4 separate regions of the Homo sapiens genome follow, and regions 2, 3 and 4 are each linked to region 1. A link is a loop called in an ENCODE intact Hi-C map of the cell type or tissue named here. Cell type or tissue: endothelial cell of umbilical vein. All regions are shown on one strand.

The links. Peaks named below come from ENCODE experiments on the same cell type or tissue, not always from the same donor. Only the 100,000 strongest peaks of a DNase experiment are listed, where the experiment ranks them.
Region 2: it touches region 1 in a loop (12-fold over the local background); 2 of 110 quality-filtered maps call a loop at or near these places.
Region 3: it touches region 1 in a loop (6-fold over the local background); 11 of 110 quality-filtered maps call a loop at or near these places.
Region 4: it touches region 1 in a loop (3-fold over the local background); 2 of 110 quality-filtered maps call a loop at or near these places.

What each region holds. Positions count from the first base shown.
Region 1 is chr12:63,150,876-63,153,375 of GRCh38, forward strand. AVPR1A (arginine vasopressin receptor 1A) reads right to left here and starts at 326. Exons shown (of 2, transcript NM_000706.5): 1 at 1-326. In endothelial cell of umbilical vein, a CTCF peak has its summit at 1,363; a DNase peak (open chromatin) is centred at 1,356; H3K27me3 peaks cover 1,556 bases.
Region 2 is chr12:63,800,732-63,803,231 of GRCh38, forward strand. It overlaps RXYLT1 (ribitol xylosyltransferase 1), which reads left to right. Exons shown (of 6, transcript NM_014254.3): 4 at 1,360-1,674. Among named protein-coding and RNA genes, the nearest start is that of RXYLT1-AS1, 20 kb to the right of the region's middle. In endothelial cell of umbilical vein, a CTCF peak has its summit at 1,468 (motif pointing left); no DNase peak of the experiment used is centred here.
Region 3 is chr12:63,275,556-63,278,055 of GRCh38, forward strand. No RefSeq gene overlaps it. Among named protein-coding and RNA genes, the nearest start is that of LINC03056, 97 kb to the right of the region's middle. In endothelial cell of umbilical vein, a CTCF peak has its summit at 1,380 (motif pointing left); a DNase peak (open chromatin) is centred at 1,376.
Region 4 is chr12:63,419,361-63,421,860 of GRCh38, forward strand. No RefSeq gene overlaps it. Among named protein-coding and RNA genes, the nearest start is that of LINC03056, 47 kb to the left of the region's middle. RefSeq lists an enhancer at 1-343 and silencers at 868-917, 978-1,037. In endothelial cell of umbilical vein, a CTCF peak has its summit at 967 (motif pointing right); a DNase peak (open chromatin) is centred at 961; H3K27me3 peaks cover 274 bases.

The DNA.
Region 1 (2,500 bases):
CAGCCCTCGCGGGCCGCTCCCTCCCCGTCTCGGAGGACTTGGGCTCCTCGTCCGAAGCGCAGGGTCTTTGGCGCGCTCGCAGCTTGCCGGGCTCTGCGATCCCTCCAGTGGGCGTCTCCCGGAGCAGCGTCCCGCCTGCCCACTGAGCAGCTCTCAGCAGGGTGAGCTGGCCCCTCTCCCTGCTCTGCCTTTTTTCAACTTCGGCGAGGTCGGGAAGGTGAGCTCCGAGCTTCCGGAAGCACTGGGTTCCCAACTCAAGTATTTATGCGGTGCTTGTTTCCTTGGGACGCGCTCCCTCCCGCCCTATTGCCGGAAGACTGCTGGTTGCCTACTCCCCGCTCCCTGGAGTTTTATTTTTTCCTCTCCCTACGTCGGTGTTTGTCCTCTGCATCACTGTGGAGGGGGTGGAGCTGGGAGACTCGCAGATTCCTCCTCACAGTAGGTGGGATCGTGGCGCTTTCCCGCTTTTCCCTTCCAAAAACTTGGACAACTGGACGAGTCATGCCTTTTCTGGGCTCGTAGCCGTTTCCACAAGCTTCCCTCACTAGCCTTCCTCGCTAGCCTCCTTAACCATGCATTTGACTTCAACAGGCACGCTAAGCGCGGTACCTGGAAACCTCCAGTCCACGCACCGGCGTCCACGCATCTAGCTCCTGCACCTGAACCTGGCTCTCGACCTCACCTCCTCCAGTCCGGGTTTCTTCCTTCTCACCGAGCTCACCCGTGCAGCAGTCTGGCAAATTTTATTCCCCAGGCAAATTTTCCCGGGGCAAACATTTCTCCCCGCTCGTGACTTAAAGAGCTATCTCTTCCTAGTAACGTCTTTGATGCATGCTATTTATTACCCTATGTTTGCGACGGGAAGAACGCACTCATCACTTTGCAGCCCCAGTGGCTGCTGTGCCTGTATTCACAGCGGGGTTTGGGGGGAGTGTCTCCTGGTTTTCTCTATGGAGACTAGGGACTTAAGGAGTTTTCTCTAGATTCCTGGGGTTTTCTGCGGGAAAAGCCTGATTCCCACAGCGGGGATGGCGGAAATTTGGCCGCAGTGGTCCGTGGGGACCGTCTGGTTACTACTGAGTCGTGGGGACATCTTTTTGGGTGGACAAAGAGCAGCTGCCGGACAGCGGCCATCCAGGCAGTGCTGTCCAGGGCAAGGGACAGAAAACCCGCCCGGCTCCTGTGCTCAGGAGTAAGAAAGAGGCAATCTCAAAGAGAGGAAAGAGGCCCTGGGAAGGAGGGGAAACAACCACCTACCTAGTAATCCGTTACTCTGAACAGCTGGAGCCCCTCTGCAGGGCGGGAGGGAGGCAGAAATGCGATCTCCCTCAGCTCTGTTTTAACGTTGGTGAAGATATGCCTCGACGGACAGCAAGGGGGAGCTGTTTTCAGGCAATTTTACAAGGAAGAAAGGAAGCCGTTTCTGCAGTTATCTGCTGTGTAGATGCAGGAGCATGACTTTGTTGGTCAGAACGTTTCAGTATTGTGGCCGTGGTATAAATTTAATTGCCTCAGAAAAATATCACCCTCTGTGAAACGTAGGCAAAAAATGCAAAAGATTTTATTCATTGCAGTTCTCAGTAATAATTCCACTTTACTATCCAGTCCGTTCATGCAGAGTTACCAAGGTTGTCACGTTGAGATGCTGGACTTGAAATCTGGAGTCCTGCTTCCTGTGGCTAGATAATCCTGGGTCTGTGCGTCTTATAAATGGAAATGAAAGGACCTGCCTTTCCTGTTGTTGAGGTCATCGGGAAGATCAAGTAAGACAATGTTCTGTATGGGGGAAATGCTCTAAAAACTGAAAGCTGTGTTGTGTTGGTTCATTTTCTCCAAGATATCCAGGAGGCAGAAGATTGAAATGGTTCAGGGATGGAAGGTAATAGGTAAAAGGTTTCCAGACCACCTGTCTGGAAAAAATCCTTCAAGCAATTAGGTAATAGTCACTGACTCAGAGAATTCACTTTCTTTTAAGTCACAAATTACACTATTAGTGCTCCTGATGAGAAAGAATGTTGACTGAACCTAGTGTCTGGGTATTGCAAAAGTGGTTTGTTGGCCACAGCCTAGTAATTTTGTGGCTCTTGGCCCTACACACTTGAGCTTTTAGGTTTTTTTCAGGAGAGGAAATCTGCAATACAGGCTCACCAATATCTCTGTGGAGGTTCTTATTCCAGGAGATAGGGTGGTGGCCTCTCAGGAAATCATCTGTGTCAGACAATCTGATCCAATTATAAAACTATATCCAATTATCCAAATTATAAAAATAACCTCTCAAGTTATGTTGGTGGATACAGTTGGAAGATATTATTGTTCAGTGACAACAGTACCAATTATCCATATATATCAAATGTATATATGCTTGATACATAGATGTATGTTTATATGTATGCATCTGGCCATTCTATGTATCATGTGTCAATCAATCATCTATCTATCTGTCTATCTATCTATCTATCTATCTATCTATCTATCTATCATCCATCTATCTGTCTCTCGC
Region 2 (2,500 bases), 650 kb after region 1:
CCAACATGGCAAAAACCCTGTCTCTACTAAAAATACAAAAATTAGTTGGGCATGGTGGCACGCACCTGCAGTCCCAGCTACTCAGGAGCTGAGGCACAAGAATTGCTTGAACCCAGGAGGCAGAGGCTGCTGTGAGCTGAGATCATGCCACAGCACTCCAGCCTGAGCAACAGACTGAGACTCTGTCTCAAAAAAAAAAAAAATGGTAATACAACACATTCCCATTTACTCACCATTCAAAACTAACAAATTTCAGCTCTCTGTCATATTTGCTTCAGATATTTAATTTTCCTGTTAAAAAAATTAAATACTTTCAATAAGGGTAAAGCTCCCTTTGTACTGTTTTCTAGTCCCTTTCATCTTCCTTCCTCCTCAGATACAATTGCTATCATAAATTTGATGTGGATCCTCCCATTCAAATTTTTATATTTATACTGATCCTAAATATATATGTGTAAATAATTTTTATGACTGTACTTTCAAGTTTATGTATATTTTGTGAGTGTCCTAATCCTTGCTTTTTTTAACATTATATTTTTGAGATATAACATTCATGGAATGTTTATAATGCCATTCTTCGTTTCTTAATTTGTCAGCACTTTCTCATCCATTGAGTCAGATGAAGAGTGTAATAGCAGCTCACACCATAAAAGGGTTGAGAACTACTGACTTTAAATGCCTTTCTGGTTTGAACTAAACCATTATTTTACAGAGTTCCATGCTATTCAATTATATTTCTTTGCTTAAGAGTTTAAATTCTAGCCAGCATTTATTTTCAGTGTGGTTAAAACAACAACAGAAAAAAAGGTCAGGCATGGTGGTTCATGCCTGTAATCCCAGTACTTTGGGAGACTGAGGTAGGTGGATTGCTTCAGCCAAGGAGTTCAAGACCAGCATGGGCAACATGGTGAAACCCCATCTCTACAAAAAAATACGAAAAATTACCTGTGTGTAGTGGTGCACACCCGTAGTCCCAGCTACTCGGGAGGCTGAGGTGGGAGGATCACCTGAGCCAGGGAAGTTGAGGCTGCAGTGAGCCAAGATTGCACCACTGCACTCCAGCCTGGGCCACAAGAGTTGAGACCCTGCCTCAAAAAAAAAACAAAAAAACACAAAACTATCACATTTTGTATTATCATATGCAAATTGATCTGCCTACAGCCAAAGCTTACCATTAATCTACAGCTATGCCCCATCATTCAAACTTGTTCAAAAGATTGTATTATAGAAATTTTACTTCTAGATAGAATGTGGATTAAATCTCATTGTAGATTTTGTATAAAATGATGAATTTCTGATACCACATACCTTTGTTCAGGCTTTGTTTGTCTCTTGTTTTTGTTGTGTTGTTTTTAACAGCTTCATCACTGGTCCAGCTGTAATACCAGGGTACTTCTCCGTTGATGTGAATAATGTGGTACTCATTTTAAATGGAAGAGAAAAAGCAAAGATCTTTTATGCCACCCAGTGGTTACTTTATGCACAAAATTTAGTGCAAATTCAAAAACTCCAGCATCTTGCTGTTGTTTTGCTCGGAAATGAACATTGTGATAATGAGTGGATAAACCCATTCCTCAAAAGAAATGGAGGCTTCGTGGAGCTGCTTTTCATAATATATGACAGCCCCTGGATTAATGACGTGGATGTTTTTCAGTGGCCTTTAGGAGTAGCAACGTAAGTACAAAATATGATTAAACATTTTTAGGCCCTAACACCTGAATTTCTGAACCAGGAAGACTTATTCAAAATTGTAATAAATTTAGTTCTTCTGGGATTATTGAGGCCAGGTACAGTCTTTCTCAGAGATAAAAACAGGGTGTGGTCGCATCCTTCAATAACAATTATGATGTTTTTAAGAGTATTTTATTCTTTAATGAGGAGATGAGTTACTTTTTTTCTTTTAAAACCCCAAGGCATAGAATGGATTTTTCAAGCTTATTAGGAGTGCCATAAAAATATATTTAGCAGAGAAATGGCAGATAGATTTTTTTAAAAACAATGATAGTATCTATATATAGTAAAAAAAGGCAATATTATTATATCAGGAATATACCGTACCATTGTGTTTGAGACTGGCTGAATTTATACAAATCTCTTCTATAAAAGGAGGGATTAATTAAATGATAGCTAAGGTTTCTCAAGATACAGTCTTTTAGGCCAGGCGCAGTGGCTTACTGCCTGTAATCCCAGCACTTTGGGAGGCCAACTAGGCAGATTGCTCGAGTCCAGGAGTTCAAGAGCATCCTGGGCAACATGGCAAAACCCTATCTCTAAAAAAAAAAAAAATCAAAAATTATCCGGGCATGGTGACATGGACTCCTGTATGGCGCCTCTAGTCCTAGCTACTCATGAGGTTGAGGTGGGAGGATCACTTAAGCCCAGGAGATTGAGCTGAGATTGTACCACTGCACTCTAGCCTGGGCAACAGAGTGAGATGAGACTGTCTCACCAAAAAAAAAAAAAAAAAAAAAAAAAAAAAAGATATAGTCTTTCTCCAGCT
Region 3 (2,500 bases), 120 kb after region 1:
GTTAATGTCCTAAAAATCTTGTGTTTTTGTGCATGTGTATGTGTGTTCTTCAGGAATGTTTTAATGTACTTCTCATAAAATTGTATTCATTTATTGTTAAATGTGTTCCTAAGTGTTTTATCATCTTGTTGCCATTGTAGGTGGTATATTCTTTTTTTGGATTTTTCAGTTATTTATCGCTTGGGTTTCTGAAGGACATTACTTTATGCATATTAATTTTACACCACAATTTGTTATTGAAGACTCATCACTTGTAGTACTTTTTTGTTGAATCTCAAGATTGTCAGTTTTGTAATCCAAATATCTAGAAATAGTAATAACTTTATCATTTCAAATTTCGTGACTAATTAATTCTATTGTCTAAATAGCATTGAATAATACTCCCTGTATAAAATATTAATATGTTAAGAAATTGTCCGTTTTATTAAGTGTTCTCATCAAGAATGAATATTGGACTTTGTTTAAAGGCATTTTTTAATCTATAAAAAGAATGCATATTTTTTCTTCTTGTATATCATATTTCTGCTTGTGATAAATATATTTCTTAATATTGAACTACATTTATATATTTCTGAAATAAGTCACATTAAAAAAATGATGTACTATCATTTTTTAAAAGGTAATGTTGAATTCTATTTGGTAATATTTTATTTAAGATTTTGTCTTACATTTATAAATAAATTGCAATTTAATGTTTTAAAGTCCAGCCAAGTTTTAGAGTAATTTGACCCAGACCACACTTGGTTTCCTGCCCCTTCTGCTGAGTCTTATATCTTGGTTTACCAATCACTGAACCTAGCTCTTCTTTTTTTTTTGGTCAAAACATGAACTTGAATAAAGTAACTGCAAGAAAGTAGAGAGTCAGAAAAACATGATTCTTAAAAAATGACAAAGATAAAATCTTCCATTGAGACTTATCAACATTTTCACTCTGTAGAGGTATTATACTTTGTAGCATTTAAAATATTTGTAACATTTCCAAGTTTTCAATTAAAAAATAAGGTAGGAAAAAAATGAGAAAATTAAAAATAAATAAATAAAATTAATTCACTGTTTAATTGAAAAAAAAATCATGAACGACTGGCCTAGACTTTGCCTCTTGACCATCTGAATTCTAGCTCTTACACATGTGTTTGGGGACCTTCATGCCTCTCCTTGCAGGGACTTCCTGGGTTTTGCCCCATTTGAATCATCATGTGACTGGTTTCTGTTTCAGGTTCCTGATCCCATTCAGACTAAATTCCAAACAATTTCCATTTGTTTCCTTCCCACTTTCTATGTTTAACTTACTCCTAGGACCATCTGATAAATCCTCAAGGACCAAATATTAATTACTTCTGCCGATAAACTCTAAACAACTGGTTCTTTACTGCCCCCTTGAGGGCCTTGGCCTCCACACATGCTGTGGCCTATTCTAGAGGTGCTTAGTCCTTGCCACCTGGCTTATTCTCTCCAGAACAAGGACTAAGGTACAAAGAATACAGTATGCTGAGAGCAGCGGAGAAGACAAAGATGACACCATTCCTGTCTTCAAAGGACGTAAAAACTAGATGAACAGAGGAGAAGTGAGGCTTGTGTGTGTTTAGGGTACAGGGGTTAGAAGGAGGGTGTTGTAAATCAGGCACAAGCATTAGTCAAAAATTAGCTATGAGTCTCAGGAGGCAAAGGGGTGGTTCAAATGACTCCTATAATAGTTGAGAAAGGGAAAACAGATGTCACTATGACAATGAGGGAAGACTTCATGGAGGACATGCTTCAGAGCTGCTCTGCAAAAGGTAACATCACATACATGGACCATGAGGAGGGAATCCCCTATGGGAAAACATGGCATGAGTGAAAGGATCAGCAGAAATAGGTGAAGATAGGAAGGGGATATTTTGGCTAGAATGAAGGATTTACATGGGGCAGCAGAATGAGAGAAAAGGCTAGAAAGATAGTTTTAATCCAGATTGTGGAGGAAATTACATTTATCTCATCACTAATAGAAGGCTTTCCCTGAAAGCAGATTCTGTTAGTAGGCAAATAGAAAAGAGAATTACAGAGGGGAGTGCAAGAGAGAATCAGATATAGAGGGAATACAGGTCTCAGAATACAAATACTGAGTGGTAGGAAGATGAATAAAAGAGAGAAAAAATGTCAGCCCTACGGCTTTTTCTATAGTCTCATCATTCACATCCTACAGAGCACACAGGTTACATGCTACATGAAATAAGGCATTGTGATCAATACCTTTGGAGATATGTCCTGTGAAGTACAACAAGGACTCAAACCACACAAAGCCTCCAGAAGAACTGCTTTATGACTCTCTCTGTGTGTGTGTGTGTGTGTGTGTGTGTGTGTGTGTGTGTGTGTTAAACTAGCAGTCCACAGGTGGGAGTTTTGTTATAAACAGTACAGATGTTGACTGTAGTTATCGCTTGAGCCTGTCATCAGTATATCACAGACATATCCCTGCCACCCAGAGATAGGTGACTCTTGCCAGTGTTTGGCCATTGTGCAT
Region 4 (2,500 bases), 270 kb after region 1:
CTCCGCCCAGACTCATTCTGATTTCCTGCTCTGCCATAACCATTTTTCCCGCCAAACAACTTACCCAGTCACTCTCTTTAAATTAGCCAGTCGGAATTAGTTTAGCCTCTGCGGTCTAACCCTAGCCAATAGAGGAACAACACAGCAGCAGGGGCCATGTGTGTCAGGGATAAGAACCCCTTCCCCTCCCTTGTCCAAGTGTGCGCTCACCATTGCTCCATCTGTAAGGGCGCACCCTTCTATAGAAGCACATTGCCTTGCTGAGAATTAAAAAGAAAATTTTATATTTGAGTGCATTTCTTTTGTGGCACTGAAACTTTATTTATTACATTGGGCAGATTTAAGTCAGTGCCTTCTTCATAGGTAAGAATGTCTAGTGATTTAGAGCCATCTTTCTCTTGCTAGTGCAAAGAGGAAACTCCCTTACAAATGGAGATTTCCCTTATAGATGTAAATTTCTCTTACAAATGGTAACTTCTGCTCTGTTTTTAAGCTTCTCCTGTGTCTATAGTTTCTCCAAAGAATTAACTCAAAATAATTCTTAAGCCAAAGAAGCATATTTTGGGGTGGCATATTCTGGTCTCCAACACTAAGACCCACTTTCTGATAATAATAAGAGATAATTTCTTATTAAACATACTTTAGGTCAATGTTTAGAGGTCTTTTGAGAGCCATGGAAAGGATACACATATTAAAGTTTCTGAGAAGGCTTAACTTTAAGTAACCTATTTTACTTTATTTTTTAAAAGCTGCTTTTGAGTATGATTAGTCTTCTTGACATCAATTCCTTAAGATAAAGGAGCTTCCCAAATGGTGTAGTTTCCCCAATAATCAGGAGTGGCTCAGATATCAATCAAGATCAAGACATTTTTTAAAAAACATTTTCATTCACGTAGGGGGTTCTAGAAATCTGCGGGCTGGGCTGATCAAGAAAAAACATGTGACCACGAGGTGGCAGTAGCACACACATCTTTACTGAGCAGCACTTCACTTTGACGGATTTACATGGTGAGGAAGTCCCTCACAGCAGGAGTCTATCTGGAGGCTACAGCTTGATAACTACTCACAAAGGGAGGAGAGCAAGGGAACTCTAGAGGAAGAGGGAAATTAAATAGGTGGTTATGTGTCTAGGCAATGTCAGCAGCACAACAGGGACTCTCCAAATACAGAGTTCCAAAGGGACTGTAGCTTACGGTCTTTATGGCTCCAGGCTTATCTTACAATTTGCTAGCAGACATTGGGCACAGTTTCACAGAATATTCGAAACAGGCAGGCTCTAAATGGCTAAAAATGTGCTATTTGGTGTTTGTTTCAAACAGTTGGATGTGTAAATATTAGAATTTGCTCTGCTGCTCAGCCTGCACTAAAGAAATATTAAATAGCCAAGTGATCAATATACAGAAGCTATCTGTCTTAGTCTATTTGTGCTGCTATAACAAAATACTACAGACTGGGTGATTTATAATGAACAGAAATGTATTTGCCTCATTATTCTGGAGGCTGGGAAGTTCACGATTGAGGGTCCACATATAGTGAGAGCCTCGTTGCTGTGTCATAACATGGTGAGAGAGAGAGAGAGAAAGAAGGAAGCCAAACTCATCCTTTTATTAGGAACACACCCCCTTGATAACCAACCAAATAACAGCATTAATCCACTCATGAGGGCAAAGCCTTCATAACCTAATCACCTCTTAAAGGTGCCACCTCTAAAAACTGTTGCACTAGGGATTAAGTTTCCAGCACATGAAATTGGAGGACACATTCAAACTATAGCATTATCTTTGGCTCATTTACATCACAAGTCATATCACACTAATAGCCATTAGAAGTAGTTCTAATCTATTTGTCCTAAACTTATTTCTCCTTCATTTTAAGGTGTCCTGCAAATATACTAGTTCAGATATAACAAGATTTGATGAATCAATCATTAAAAATGGAATGAACAGAGGCTCTGAAGTCAGATCTGGGGTGTGAGTCTAGGAAATTGCTTACCATTTCTTAGTCCCAATGTCTTCCTCTGTGAAATGACAATAATAGTGTCTTGGCTTATGAAGCTGTTGTGAATATTAAATTTGATTATATAAGCAACTAGCTTAGCATTAGTGCTTAATATATTTTCATTTCCTTTTTCTGTTATCATTATTTTGGCTTTATTTATATTTCCTAGTCTTTCTTGGTTCCTCTCAACTCTCTTCACTAAAGACCCTAATATTTGAAGTCAGTCTTCATTGAACAACCCCTTCAGGCACACTGTCTTGAATCAAAGAGATAATTGTAATTGTCACTTTTCTTGACCCTATCCAACAATATCATAAGTTTCTTGAATTGCAGAAATCAAGGTTGCCCAAGGAGTTTCTAGTAGTAGCCACTAAACCTAACCTCAACTCCTTGTACTTGCCATTATTTCATTATTTGAAAGGAGATTTGCACATGTTTATGTGTACTTTCCAGTAAAGGTTCTGATCAGGGTTACAGTTTTGTTGCCCTTCTTAGCTATAGC